Linked DNA regions of Homo sapiens: region 2 is linked to region 1. Evidence: read pairs that join two places in POLR2A ChIA-PET (ENCODE). Cell type or tissue: B cell. All regions are shown on one strand. Links, peaks and the distances in the headings refer to the core of each region. The heading gives the core; the rest is flanking DNA.

Region 1 (7,582 bases), core at 1,489-6,488:
ACAGGTGTGCACCACCAAGCCCTGTTACTTTTTGTATTTTTGATAGAGACTGAGTTTCGCTGCGTTGGCCAGGCTGGTCTCCAACTCCTGACCTCAAGTGATCTGCCCGCCTTGGCCTCCCAAAGTACTGGGATTACAGGTGTGAACCATTGCACCAGGCCCATTTAACTCTTTTTTCTTTTTCCCCTGAGATGGAGTCTTGCTCTGTCGCCCAGGCTGGAGCGCAGTGGCGCAATCTTGGCTCACTGAAATCTCCGCCTCCCAAGTTCAAGCAGTACTCTGAGTAGCTGGGATTACAGGCGTGCACCACCACGCCTGGCTAATTTTTGTATTTTTAGTAGAGATGGGGTTTCACCATGTTGGCCAGGCTGGTCTCGAACTCCTGACCTCGTGATCCACCCGCCTTGGCCTCCCAAAGTGCTGGGATTACAGGCGTGAGCCACCGCACCCAGCCCATATATAATCTCATTTAACTCTTAAAATAACCCTGTGACACAGTTGTTATTATGACCATTTTACAGGTAAAGAAACTGAGATTAAATGAGCCGAGTAACCCAAGGACTCCTAATGGTGGACCTAGCCTCAAACTCAGATCTTCCTGACTTTGAAGCCGGTGGAAAGGATGAGACATTTTGCATTTATGGCCTTTTATTGGAATTATTTTTATCTGTTATTAGATTATGAGCCCTCAGAGGAAAGGGGGAAAGACCTCCCCACATGCACAGCAGAGAGCACGTTGCTTCGCACACAGTAGGAACTCCTGAAGTATTTCTCAGCAACAAGAGTTCTTTTTTTTTTTTAGACGAAGTCTTGCTCTTGTCGCCCAGGTTAGAGTGTAGTGGCGCAATCTCGGCTCACTGCAACCTCCGTCTCCTGGGTTCAAATGATTCTCCTGCCTCAGCCTCCCGAGTAGCTGGGATTACAGGCGCTAGCCACCACGCCCAGCTAGTTTTTGTATTTTTAGTAGAGACGGGGTTTCACCATCTTGGCTAGGCTGGTCTCAAACTCCTGACCTCAGGTGATCCACCTGCCTCGGCCTCCCAAAATGCTGGGATTACAGGCATGAGCCACTGTGCCCGGCCAAGAGTTCTTAACAAAGACATGGGGAGAATTCTATCGCCGGCTTGCAGTAAGACTGAAACTTACAAGGCCCTCACCACCACCCAGTTGGCTTCATCACACTGTGGTATTCACAGGCCTTAGAACTTACAGCTGAAAAGGACCTTAGAAATCAGAGACTCCAACCCCCATGTTTCACAGCCCAAGAAACAGTTGCAGAGAGATCAAATGGCTCAACTAAGGTCATACAGCTCATTAGCAACAGCAAGGGTAGGGACAGATCTGACTCCAACTCCCCGGAATTGCTTTCCAATTTGGTCAAAAATTTTACCTGGATTCAGCAAACAAGGTGACAAAAGGCCAGAGCGGGGAAGCCCACCAAGGCAACACCCCTCGGGAGAGTCACTAGTGGGCACTGGCCTTGGCTCTCCAGCCAGCCTGCTCAACCGCAGGCAGACTTCTCCCTTGCCCCTCCCCCAGCCACCATATTTCTTCCAGTAGCCACTCACCACCTCCTGCATGACCAGGTCTTTCTCAGGCATCTCTTGTTTGTGGGAAAGGTATTGGTGAATATCAGTCCTCCAACCGTCAGTGACTCCCTCCTGTGGACGCAGCCTTGGCTCAGACTCCTAAAGGAGGTGGGGCTCTGAGCTCTATAGCGGAGCTCACAGGGTGATTCTGCCCCCCTCCACCAGGACATTCTGATTGTCATAACTGCGGGAGGCAGACAACTTGCTACTTCACCTGGAGAGTAGAGGCTGACGATGCTGCTAAACATCCGACAGTGCACAGGACAGCCTCCAAAACAAAGAAATATCTGGCGCAAATGTCAGCAGTGCTGAGGATGAGAAGCCCTGCTGGACAAATGGGAAGAAGAGCTCTGCCCGCTGATTCCTCCTGGCAGAAAAGTTCCCACTGGGCTCCTCTCTACCCTGCCCAGTGGGTCTGCAGGTACCTCTTCAGAGCCACTGGGTTTTTGGTCTCCTTTTTTCCTACCACTTCCACCAGCCATTTGGTGTTTCCGTTTTGTCTCCAACAAAACACCAAAAAAAGGGCAATGATTTTATTGAGCACCAAATGGGTTCACGGCAGAATGCTTGGTGTTTTTGGTGTTTTATGTATCTTACATTAGCTTTGCCTTGTCACTTAATTCCACCTGAAAAACAAAAGAGTAATTTAACTCTGAGTCAGAGCCAGATATTGTTAACATTTTACCAATGAGAAGACAGGCTCAGGGAGGTCAAGTAATTTGTTCAAGGTCACTCAGCCATTAACTGTTTCAAACCCAGCTGTGAGCTATCCAGGCTACTGTTACTTTCCACACGAAACAGCAGCAGGCTGTGCAGACAGGTATGAGACAGTCAGCAAATTAAAGGTTGTGTTTGTCTTTCTCAGACGCCAAATCCATCCCCTGCCTTGTCCACAAGCAGGAAAGATAGAGTTCTGGGGAAATGTGGTCTGGGCATGGTGGCTCACAACTGTAATCTCAGCACTTTGAGAGGCCAAGTCAGGAGGATCGCTTCAGGCCAGGAGTTTGAGACCAGCTTGGGCAACATAGGGAGACCCTGTCTCTACAAAACACTTAAAAATTAGCTGGGTGTGGTGGTGTGCACCTATAGACTCAGGAGGCTAAAGCGGGAGGATTCCTTGAGCCCAGGAGTTCAATGCTGCAGTGAGGAAAGGTCACCCCACTGCACTCCAGCCTGGGAGACAGAGCGAGACTCTTACTTTTTCTTTCTTTCTTTCTTTTTTTCTTTTTGTTTGTTTGTTTGAAATGGAGTCTCACTCTGTCTGTCGCCCAGGCTGGAGTGCAGTGGTGCGATCTTGGCTCACTGCAGCCTCCGCCTCCTGGGTTCAAGCGATTCTCCTGCCTCAGCCTCCTGAGTAGCTGGGACTACAGGCACACGCCACCATGCCTGGCTAATTTTTTGTATTTTAGTAGAGACAGGGTTTCACTATGTTGGCCAGACTAGTCTTGAACTCCTGACCTCGTGACCCACCCACCTGGGCCTCCCAGAGTGCTGGGATTATAGGTGTGAGCCACTGCGCCCGGCCGACTCTGCTTCTTAAAAAAAAAAAAGAAAAAAGAAAAGGGCCAGCCACGGTGGCTCACGCCTGTAATCCCAACACTTTGAGAGGCCAAGGCAGGTGGATCACTTGAGGTCAGGAGTTCAAGACCAGCCTGGCCAACATGGTGAAACCCCGTCTCTATTAAAAATACAAAAATTAGCTGGGCGTGGTGGTGGGTGTCTGTAATCCCAGCTACTTGGGAGGCTGAGGCAGGGGAATCACTTGAACCCGGGAGGCGGAGGTTGCAGTGGGCTGAGATCGCACCATTGCACTCCAGCCTGGGTGACAGAGCTAGACTCCATCTCAAAAAAAAAAAAGAAAGAAGAAGGAAAGAAGGAAAGGAAGAAAGGAAGGAAGAAGGAAGGAAAGAAAAGGAAGAAAGGAAGAAAGACAGACATAAGCCTGGGGGTGAAGACAGGCTAGTCCCCTGCCCCATCACCTTCCTAATTGCAGTGTCTTCACCTACATGCCTCAGAACTAAGGTGAGCCCTACTAACCCAGAGTTAAACTCTGAACTTCCAAGAAAAGCTCTGGAGGAGCTCCATCACCCAGCTCCTGGCACACACACCCCTCCCTGGGAGAAGGCACTCTGAGGTTCCCCTCCCCAACAGTTTGGGCCTCCATAGTGCCTACCATTGGCGCTGGGGACTTATTAAACAGCCCTGATGCAGGGCTTCCGACACCAAACCCAGAGTCTGTCGTGACAACCTTAACGTTGTTAATAAGAGGATACTATGTGCATGGTAACATGTGTGTATGAGTGTGTACGTGTGTGTGCATGCACACATGTGCATGCTACTGAAAAGGTGGCCTTCATTCAGTGTTTAAACTGGGCCTTGGCCTCCTGGCCTCTTTGAGCTGCTTCCTGCTGACCTCCATCCCGGGGATGAGCATCCCCTGCAGTCGGGAATGGAACTGGGCCCCTCCTGGCCTCCTCTGCTCAGATTAACCCCTTCCTCCCAGTTTGCCTGTGCCTGGCAGTGGGGCTCTGGGCCAAGGGGCCAGACACTCACTGGCTCCAGGGCTGGCGGATGCCATAAACCCGTTTTCCTTGGGGACTCCAGAGCTCCACATCTTACTTTCAGAAAGCACAAGTGTTTTGTTGGAAATGGCCTCAGGAGGAGGGAGAGCCCAGGGCTCTATACACATGTTCCTCATTTGCCATTGGTGGGGCAGGGGCTGCGGCAGGGGACTGTGCTGGGGAGGCAGGCATGGGAGGGGAGAGAGCAGCTGCAGCTGCTGCCGGAAGTTTGGCTTCAGGGAGGAATGGAGGGAGAGAGTGCAAGAAGAAGGGGTGGGACTTGGGGACAGGGGCGGTGTCACGGGGGAGGAGGGTGCAGGTGGTGACTTGTTTATCTGCTCAGCTGTTTTGTTTCCAGGAGCCTGAGAGAGAGACAGAAGCAGCTGGGAGGAGAAAAATCAACGCGGCCAGGGGCCCTACTGGTCCTTCTGCCTTAGCCACAGGTTCTGAAACCAAAGCAAAACCACCAGAGAGTGATTCATGTGGGTATGGCCCTCCCTCCCCCTGCCCAGAAAGGTTTCTCTTGAGCCCATATGCTAGTTTCTGTCATGCAAACGCCCTGGCAATGCCTTCCTTGCCTTGGCGCAATGGCTCTGATTGGGTAGGCATCTCCGGGGGTTAATACTGGCACAAACTCATGTAAATCTTCCTGGGCCTAAGTCTGGTGTACTCTCATATGTGAATTGGCATGGTCCTGGAGGGCTAGTCAGCTAGCTCCTAGCCTCGAGATCGGCCTGGACCAAACCAAAAAAAAAATCATCTCTGGTGAAACAGGATAGCCACCCCACCCCCTGCTCAGCATTCCCCAGTGCCTCCCTTCACAGTGGCCAGTTTGGATTCTTCTCACCAAACGCTCAAGACCTGTACAGGTTACTTATTGGTCCCCTTCATGCCCCAGATGCAAATTTGGCATGTCTCATTTGCATTCTAAAGTGTTTGGAGGCAAGGCTGGGATGAGCTTAATTTGCCCTGATGTCTTTTGACCAGGTTAGTAAACATCCCTCCAGCCCATCTCAGCACTTGAGAATCTGGAAGGCAGCTATGCTTTAATTACAGTGCAATTTCAGGAGTTTGCTTGCTGTTCCCCCTTGGCTCTTTGCCTAGCTTATTATTTTCATCTTGTTGTTTGTTTGTTTAAATGAGAACTTTCGTAGACAATTCCCTCTCCCGCCTCCCCCAGAGGCCAGTCTGTGTTGCTAGAGGACTTTTTCTGCCTCCCTCTTGGTTTACAAAGCCAGGGCATCTCTGTTGACAAAGGGTCTGCGATCTGGCACTGGGCCTGGCAGTTAGGGAGTGTGTAAGAAATGCAGATGCCTTTTGCAGATGCCTGCCCTGCTCCTCCTCTAAGCAGCCAAAACATCCTGCACCACCTCGGGAAGACCCCACATCCCAGCTTGCTGGTCTCTGAGCACTCTGCCCCGCCAACCCTATAGCGCTAGGAAGGCAGGAAGGATGGAAAAGGCTGTGGGGGATTGAGTAAGGGATTTGGGAATGAGGGACAGTGACACTGTAGGTGGGTTGGCTTAGCAGGGGGATTGGGAGTGGCCAGCTGGAGTGGTGGAAAGAACTGGGGACAGGGAGTCAGGAAGCTGAGCTTTTATTCATCCCAGCTTTGCTACTGACAAGTTAGGTGGTCTTGGGGCAGACTGGGCCAAATCTGGGCCTTCCTGTGTAAAACGCATGCTCCCATCTCAAGGTCCTTTTCTACTTTACAGATTCTCTTGCTTTTAGAATGCTAATTTCATTGACTGTGGCCTGTTTCCTTCTCCAGAGACAGGATAACCCAATAAAATCGCCCCTTAGGTGGGGTGTGTTGGCTCACACCTGTAGCCTGTAATCCCAGCACTTTGGAAGGCTGAGGCAGGTGGATCACCTGAGGTCAGCAGTTTGAGACCAGCCTGACCAACAAGTTGAAGCCCCATGTCTACTAAAAATAGAAAAATTAGCAGGGCGTGGTGGTAGGTGCCTGTAGTCCCAGCTACTTGGGAGGCTGAGACAGGAGAATTACTTGAACCTGGGAGGCAGAGGTTGCAATGAGCTGAGATCATGCCACTGCACTCCAGCCTGGACGACAGAGCGAGACTCTGTATAAAACAAAAACAACAACAACGAAAAATTACCCCTTAATGGTGGTTGGTTGGTCAGACAGCCAGCTTGAATTGCTGTCTTTTTCCCAAACCCAGATTCCCTGGCTGAGGCACCAGTTAAAACTTTTATCTTAGGGAAGCTCTGGGAGTTGCCTCTTGCAGGTCAGGGGTTCCAAAGGGCAGAAGCTCCAGCATACCATCTTCTTGAGCATTTCCGGTTCAGATTTCTATGGGATTAATGGCTCCTGCACCTTCTACCTCCCAGGGAGGCTCCCTGAGCTCTGCTTTATATAAGGTAAGTGCTCTTGGGCTTCAGATGGATTCCATTTCATTTATCAAACGTTTCTTTGAGCACTTACTCTGTGACTGACATTGCTGGACCCAAAGGAATACAGAGATAACGGTTGACTTAGTCCTTATCCGAATAGAGTGGACCCACCTATTGGTGAGGCCAAATTTAATGGAACTCTCCGAAAACAATTCTGTCAAGGTTGGGCACGGTGGCTCGTGCCTATAATCCCAGCACTTTGGGAGGCTGAGGCGGATGGATCACGAGGTCAGGAGATTGAGACCATCCTGGCCAATATGATGAAACCCCGTCTCTACTAAAAATACAAAAATTAGCTGGGCGTGGTGGTGCGTGCCTGTAGTCCCAGCTACTTGAGAGGCTGAGGCAGGAGAATCGCTTGAACCTGGGAGGTAGAGGTTGCAGTGAGCTGAGATCGTGCCACTGCACTCCAGCCTGGCTACAGTGCGAGACTCCATCAAAAAAAAAAAAATTCTGTCAAACATCTCCCATTTCTCCCTTCAACCTAAAGAACATGGGAAAATAAACCAAGCGGACTGATAAATGGATTTCAAAGGTGATAGTGGAATTTATTTGTTACATTTAAGAAACTTAGCCTTAAGAAATGTATTCTGGTAGATTGTACTTACAAAGGCTTTATCGACTATAGTTGCAATAATAACAAGAATAATACCAGCTATTCTTTCTTGAGTGCCTGCTATATATGTATCATGCATTGTGGCAGAAGTTTTACATCCTTTATCCTATGGGATTATTTAGTGAGGGAGGCGCTATTAAAATCTCCATTTTTATTATGTTTTAACCTGTTTTTTTTTTTTTTTGAGACAGTCTTACTCTGTTGCCCAGGCTGGAGTGCAGTGGCGTGATGCTCAGCTCACTGCAACCTCCGCCTCCTGAGTTCAAGCGATTCTCCTGCCTCAGCCTCCCAAGTAGCTGGGACTACAGGCGCGCGCCAGCATGCCTGGCTAATTTTTGTATTTTGGGTAGAGACGGGGTTTCACCATGTTGGCCAGGCTGGTCTTGAACTCCTGACCTCAG
Region 2 (5,000 bases), core at 1-5,000, 350 kb before region 1:
CGATGGTGGCAGTGAGAACTGAGTAGCAGTGTTAGTGTTGATGGATTTTACAGGAAGACTTTCCAGACATTCATTGACTCTGCCTTTTCTTCCAAGTCCATCACTAAATTCTGAGTATCAGGTGTGGATAGACTAGGAGAATGGTGGATCCATTAACAAAAATGGGAAGTCAAGATGCTGAAATGTTTCGTTAAGAAAAATAACTAGTTCTTTTTTCTGTTTGTTTGTTTTGGCATCCCTGGGTGGGCTGGACTTTTGGACATGTTTGAGGGACCAAGAAACCTCCAGATGTAAGTGTCAGTGAGGATGTTAAGTGTAAAGGACTGATATTTAGGACACCATAGAGATGATTTACTAATATAACTCCTATATTACTTCAAATAATAAAAGTTGCCCCAAATTTAAGTGCTTTATCTGCTTTGAAACTCCAGGAATGTGGGAAAATACAAAATCTGTTGCCAGTTTATCTTGCCACATGGGATTAGTTCATCCCCTTTAAAATACAAAAGAAAGAGTCAAGAGTTTCCTGGGGAAATGTTGCCTGCAAAATGTTACTAGCTCAGGACAACTGTTATTTTGCGTCTTCACTAAAGTGTCAATAATCAGGAGTTGATTTCCTTCCAGGGGATTCAAATTCCTTTAGCAACTTGGATTGACTGAATTAATTTATAACAGGCTTTTACAATAATAATGTCTTAGGGAAGGTAGTTTGTTGTAGAAGGGCTTGGGGCTTAAGAGTCAGTCAGCTATGAGTTTAAATGTCAACTCTGCCATATTCGTTTGTCTAAATTACTGTTTCTGACCCTCGGTTTTCTCTTGTATTCATTATCTATGTTATGTATATTCATTATGATGTTTGGTTCAGAGTGCTTATGAGAATCGAATGAGAGAACACATTTAAGTCCTCTGGCATGTAACATTTGTCATATCGTGTTTAAAAAATGTTAGTTCCCTTTCTCCAACCCCATCTCCGTCTCCACCAGTGATAACCCTTCCTTCTAATAATAGGCCTGTGTAGATAAAATATTCTTAGCTTATTGGGTGCTAATGCCCAGAAAGCCTCTTGACTATAGTCTTTTCATTATTTATGCCCAAAGTAAAAAATGACAACTGTGACATCTACTGCATAGATATTATTATTTGTACAATTCAAAAAAGTTTAGAGGCATGTAATGTTAATGTCTTGGCAGCATTCCTAAATATAAGTAGCAAGGGCTATAACACACAAGGTTATAGCAAAAGATTATAGTCTTAGCTAGTTAATAGGCTTTATAATTAGGTTTTTTATTTGGTTTGTTTTTTATGCCACCTTTTTGAAGGTTAATAATATTAAGAGTGGAAAAGATTCTGAGAAAGATCATCTAACATATTATAGAAATGGTTTTGATGATACATTCTCTGATGCTGTCCTGCCTTAGATGGTATACCGACCTTTCATAACTGGATGTAAACAACCCATAGGTCTAGTGGATTTGACTTGACTTGTAATTTTAACTTGTTATTTATTGCCCTTATTTTCTCTTTGCTTTAATTTTTTAATCCACTTGTTTATATTTTATTAGTTATTTTTTCTAATTTGCTTTTTAAAAAACGTAATTAACGTTTTCATTAGATATACTTCTGTAAGCTGCCTTAAATCTATTAGAATATATAAATAATTACTAGTTGGCTTTTAGAAGGAATTTTTTTTTAAGAGGCATGGTCTGGCTATGTTGCCCAGGCTGGAATGCAATGGTGCAGTCATAGCTCACAAACTCCTGGGCTCAAGCAGTCCTTCCCACCTCAGCCTCCTATGTAGCTGGGATAACAGGCAAGAGCCACCATGCCTGGCCTCAGAGGGAAAATTTGAAGTGGCATAGATAAGAAAACTTGACACCTAAAATTCAGATCATTCATTCATTTATCAAATACTTCAATATCGGTGCTTCTCAACTTTTTTCCCTTCTCTCTGGAATATTCATACAGTTATTTTACATTTTAGTAACATCTCTCATGACACACAGTGGTTTTCAAATTTTGAGGTGGAGGATATTAAAAGAAAGTGTGGGGCTGGGCGTGGTGGCTCAGACCTGTAATCCCAGCACTTTGGGAGGCCGAGGCGGGCGGATCACGAGGTCAGGAGATTGAGACCATCCTGGCTAACAACGGTGAAACCACGTCTCCACTAAAAATACAAAAAATTAGCCGGGCGTGGTGGTGGGCGCCTGTAGTCCCAGCTACTCGGGAGGCTGAGGCAGGAGAAAGGCGTGAACCCAGGAGGCCGAGCTTGCAGTGAGCTGAGATCGCACCACTGCACTCCAGCCTGGGTGACAGAGCCAGACTCCGTCTCAAAAAAAAAAAAAAAAAAAAAAGAGCAGGATGGGCATGGTGGCTCACGCCTGTAATCCCAGCACTTTGGGAGGATGAGGCGGATGGATCACTTGAGGTCAGGAGTTTGAGACCAGCCCGGCCAATGTGGTGCCCTGTCTCTACTAAAAATACAAAAAAATTAGCTGGGTGTGGTGGCGGGCGCCTATAGTCCCAGCTACTCGAGAGGCTGAGGCAGGAGAATTGCTTGAACCCGGGAGGCGGAGGTTGCAATGAGCTGAGATCCCGTCATTGCACTCCAGCCTGGGCGACAGAGTGAGACTCCGCTCAAAAAAGGAAAAAAAAGGAAGTGCAGTTGTATGGAATGAATTTTTGTTTGTTTGTTTGTTTGTTTGTTTTGTTTTGTTTTGTTTTTTGAGACGGAGTCTCGCTCTATCGCCCAGGCTGGAGTGCAGTGGCAGTGGCGCGATATCAGCTCACTGCAGACTCTGCCTCCCGGGTTCACGCCAGTCTCCTGCCTCAGCCTCCTTGAGTAGCTGGGACTACAGACGCCCGCCACTGCGCCCGGCTAATTTTTTGTATTTTTAGTACAGACAGGGTTTCACCGTGTTAGCCAGGATGGTCTCGATTTCCTGACCTCGTGATCTGCCCGCCTCGGCCTCCCAAAGTGCTGGGATTACAGGCGTGAGCCACTGCTCCCGGCCAATGAATGTGTTTTAATTTCAACTTAGGATAGTTTTCCAAAATACAGTAATCCATCATATTCTTTCAGAGATGGGCTAGCCAGGTGCCATGGCTCATGCCTGTGGTCACAGCACTTTATGAGGCCAAGGTGGGAGTGTGGCTTGAGGCCAAGAGTTTGAGACCAGTCTGATAAATATAGGGAGACCCTGTCTGTACAAAAAATTTTTAAAAATTAGCAAGGTGTGGTAGCGCATGCCTGTGGTCCCAGCTACTCTGGAGGCTGAGATGGGAGAATCACTTGAGCCCAAGAGTTTGAGGCTCCAGTGAGCTGTGATTATGCCACTGCATTCCAGCATAAATGACACAGGGAGACCCTGTCTCTAAAAATAATAAATAATAGAAACAAAAAGAAATGGGCTAGAGAAAAATAATTCTTTTTATGACCTTGAAAGACAAAGCAGTCATTCAGTTCATACCACATGTCTTTCCCGGATTTAGTCACTCTGAGTTTGTCTGCTGACTTTAAAATTGTTGCAAACAAAATTCTGGTTTTGGTACTCATGTTATCCCTCAGTTGTCACTCTTCTGTTTTCATGTCATAACTCAGTTGGGTTCCCTTGAGGCACTAAGCTGTTTGAATTTAACAGTACATTTATCCCATGTGTCCTGTATCGTGCTGGCCCCTCTAGGAGTCTGCAGTCTAATAGGACCTGGACAAGATAATACATCTCCACTACAGCTGTTTGAGCATGACTTGAAGTATTAGTCATGGGATAGGATACAGAATGGAGAGAGCAGTGTGAGTGAAAAACCGAGACCTGAATTTGACATGTGCGGGAAACAGAGGTAGTCTGGCAGAGTGGGGAGTGGGCAGAGAACAGGCCACATATTAGGGTCTAATTAGAAGGGCCTTGAGTGTCTGCTGAAGAATATGGACTTCATCCTTTTGGCTAATTCTCTAACTTTAATGGGCATAAAAATCACCTGGGGGACCTTGTTAAAATGCAGATGTTCATTCCCATTTCCAGAGACTTTTATATTCTAGTCAGGAGTCAGCATTTAAACCAGCAGCTCAGGGTAATCTTGGTGCAGGTAGTCTGAGAACCACACTTTGAGAAATAGTGTTTAATGGTTACATTTGTGTTAGAGGAACCCCACTGGTGACCATGTGGAGTAGAAACAAGGAGGGTATGGCTTACCTTCCAGGTCGAGAAGTAGAATGGTGGCAGCAGAAAGAGAAGACAGGCCTATTCCAGAGATCCTAAAAAGGTAGGAATCTGTAGGACTTGGTGACTTACAGTTGTGATGAGTGAATGCAAAGGAGTCAAGAATGACATAAGAGTTTGTAGTCTAGGCAACTGGTAGATGGAATGAAGATTAGAAATATGGGAAGATAATCCCAGCACTTTGGGAGGCCGAGGCAGGCAGATCGTGAGGTCAGGAGATCGAGATCATCCTGGCAAACATGGTGAAACCCCATCTCTACTAAAAATACAAAAATTAGCTGGGCCTGGTGGGGGGTGCCTGTAATCCCAGCTACTTGGGAGGCTGAGGCAGGAGAATTGCTTGAACCAGGGAGTCAGATGTTGCAGTGAGCCAGGATCACGCCACTGCACTCCAGCCTGGCGACAGAGTGAGACTTCATGTCAAAAATAAAAAAAAAAAGAAATATAGGAAGAACAGGTAAAGAATGGTGAAAAAAATCATTGTGTTTGAATTGCCTTAGGATTCCAGGTGAAGCTCTATGAGTCTGTTAGGAGAGAAGAGGAGCTTATGTGGAGACAACACAGAAGTCCCTGCTGGAGCTGTGGTTTTGGATGGAGAATTAGAAGAGAAGCGGGCCAAAAAAACTGAGAAGCATCAGATTTAATAGAAAATAAATTGCTAAGGAAATGTGGGGGAAAGCAGTTATGTTGGAGAATACAGAGAAGCCAAGGGAACGGCAAACTCAAAATGGTCTCTAATACAGTGTTCAATGTTTGAGAGAATGACAGTGGGAAGAGCATGGT

What was found. Peaks named below come from ENCODE experiments on the same cell type or tissue, not always from the same donor. Only the 100,000 strongest peaks of a DNase experiment are listed, where the experiment ranks them.
Region 2: POLR2A ChIA-PET joins it to region 1 with 9 read pairs; 2 of 35 experiments call an interaction of 5 or more read pairs at or near these places.

What each region holds. Positions count from the first base shown.
Region 1 is chr22:17,255,218-17,262,799 of GRCh38, reverse strand. CECR3 (cat eye syndrome chromosome region, candidate 3) reads left to right here. Exons shown (of 3, transcript NR_038398.2): 2 at 1,755-2,010; 3 at 4,494-5,941. Among named protein-coding and RNA genes, the nearest start is that of CECR3, 7.7 kb to the left of the region's middle. RefSeq lists an enhancer at 1,410-1,995. In B cell, for the core only: no CTCF peak of the experiment used is centred there; a DNase peak (open chromatin) is centred at 4,569; H3K4me3 peaks cover 958 bases; H3K27ac peaks cover 1,630 bases.
Region 2 is chr22:17,606,816-17,611,815 of GRCh38, reverse strand. The region is part of intron 4 of ATP6V1E1 (ATPase H+ transporting V1 subunit E1); the gene reads left to right. Among named protein-coding and RNA genes, the nearest start is that of ATP6V1E1, 19 kb to the left of the region's middle. In B cell, for the core only: no CTCF peak of the experiment used is centred there; no DNase peak of the experiment used is centred there.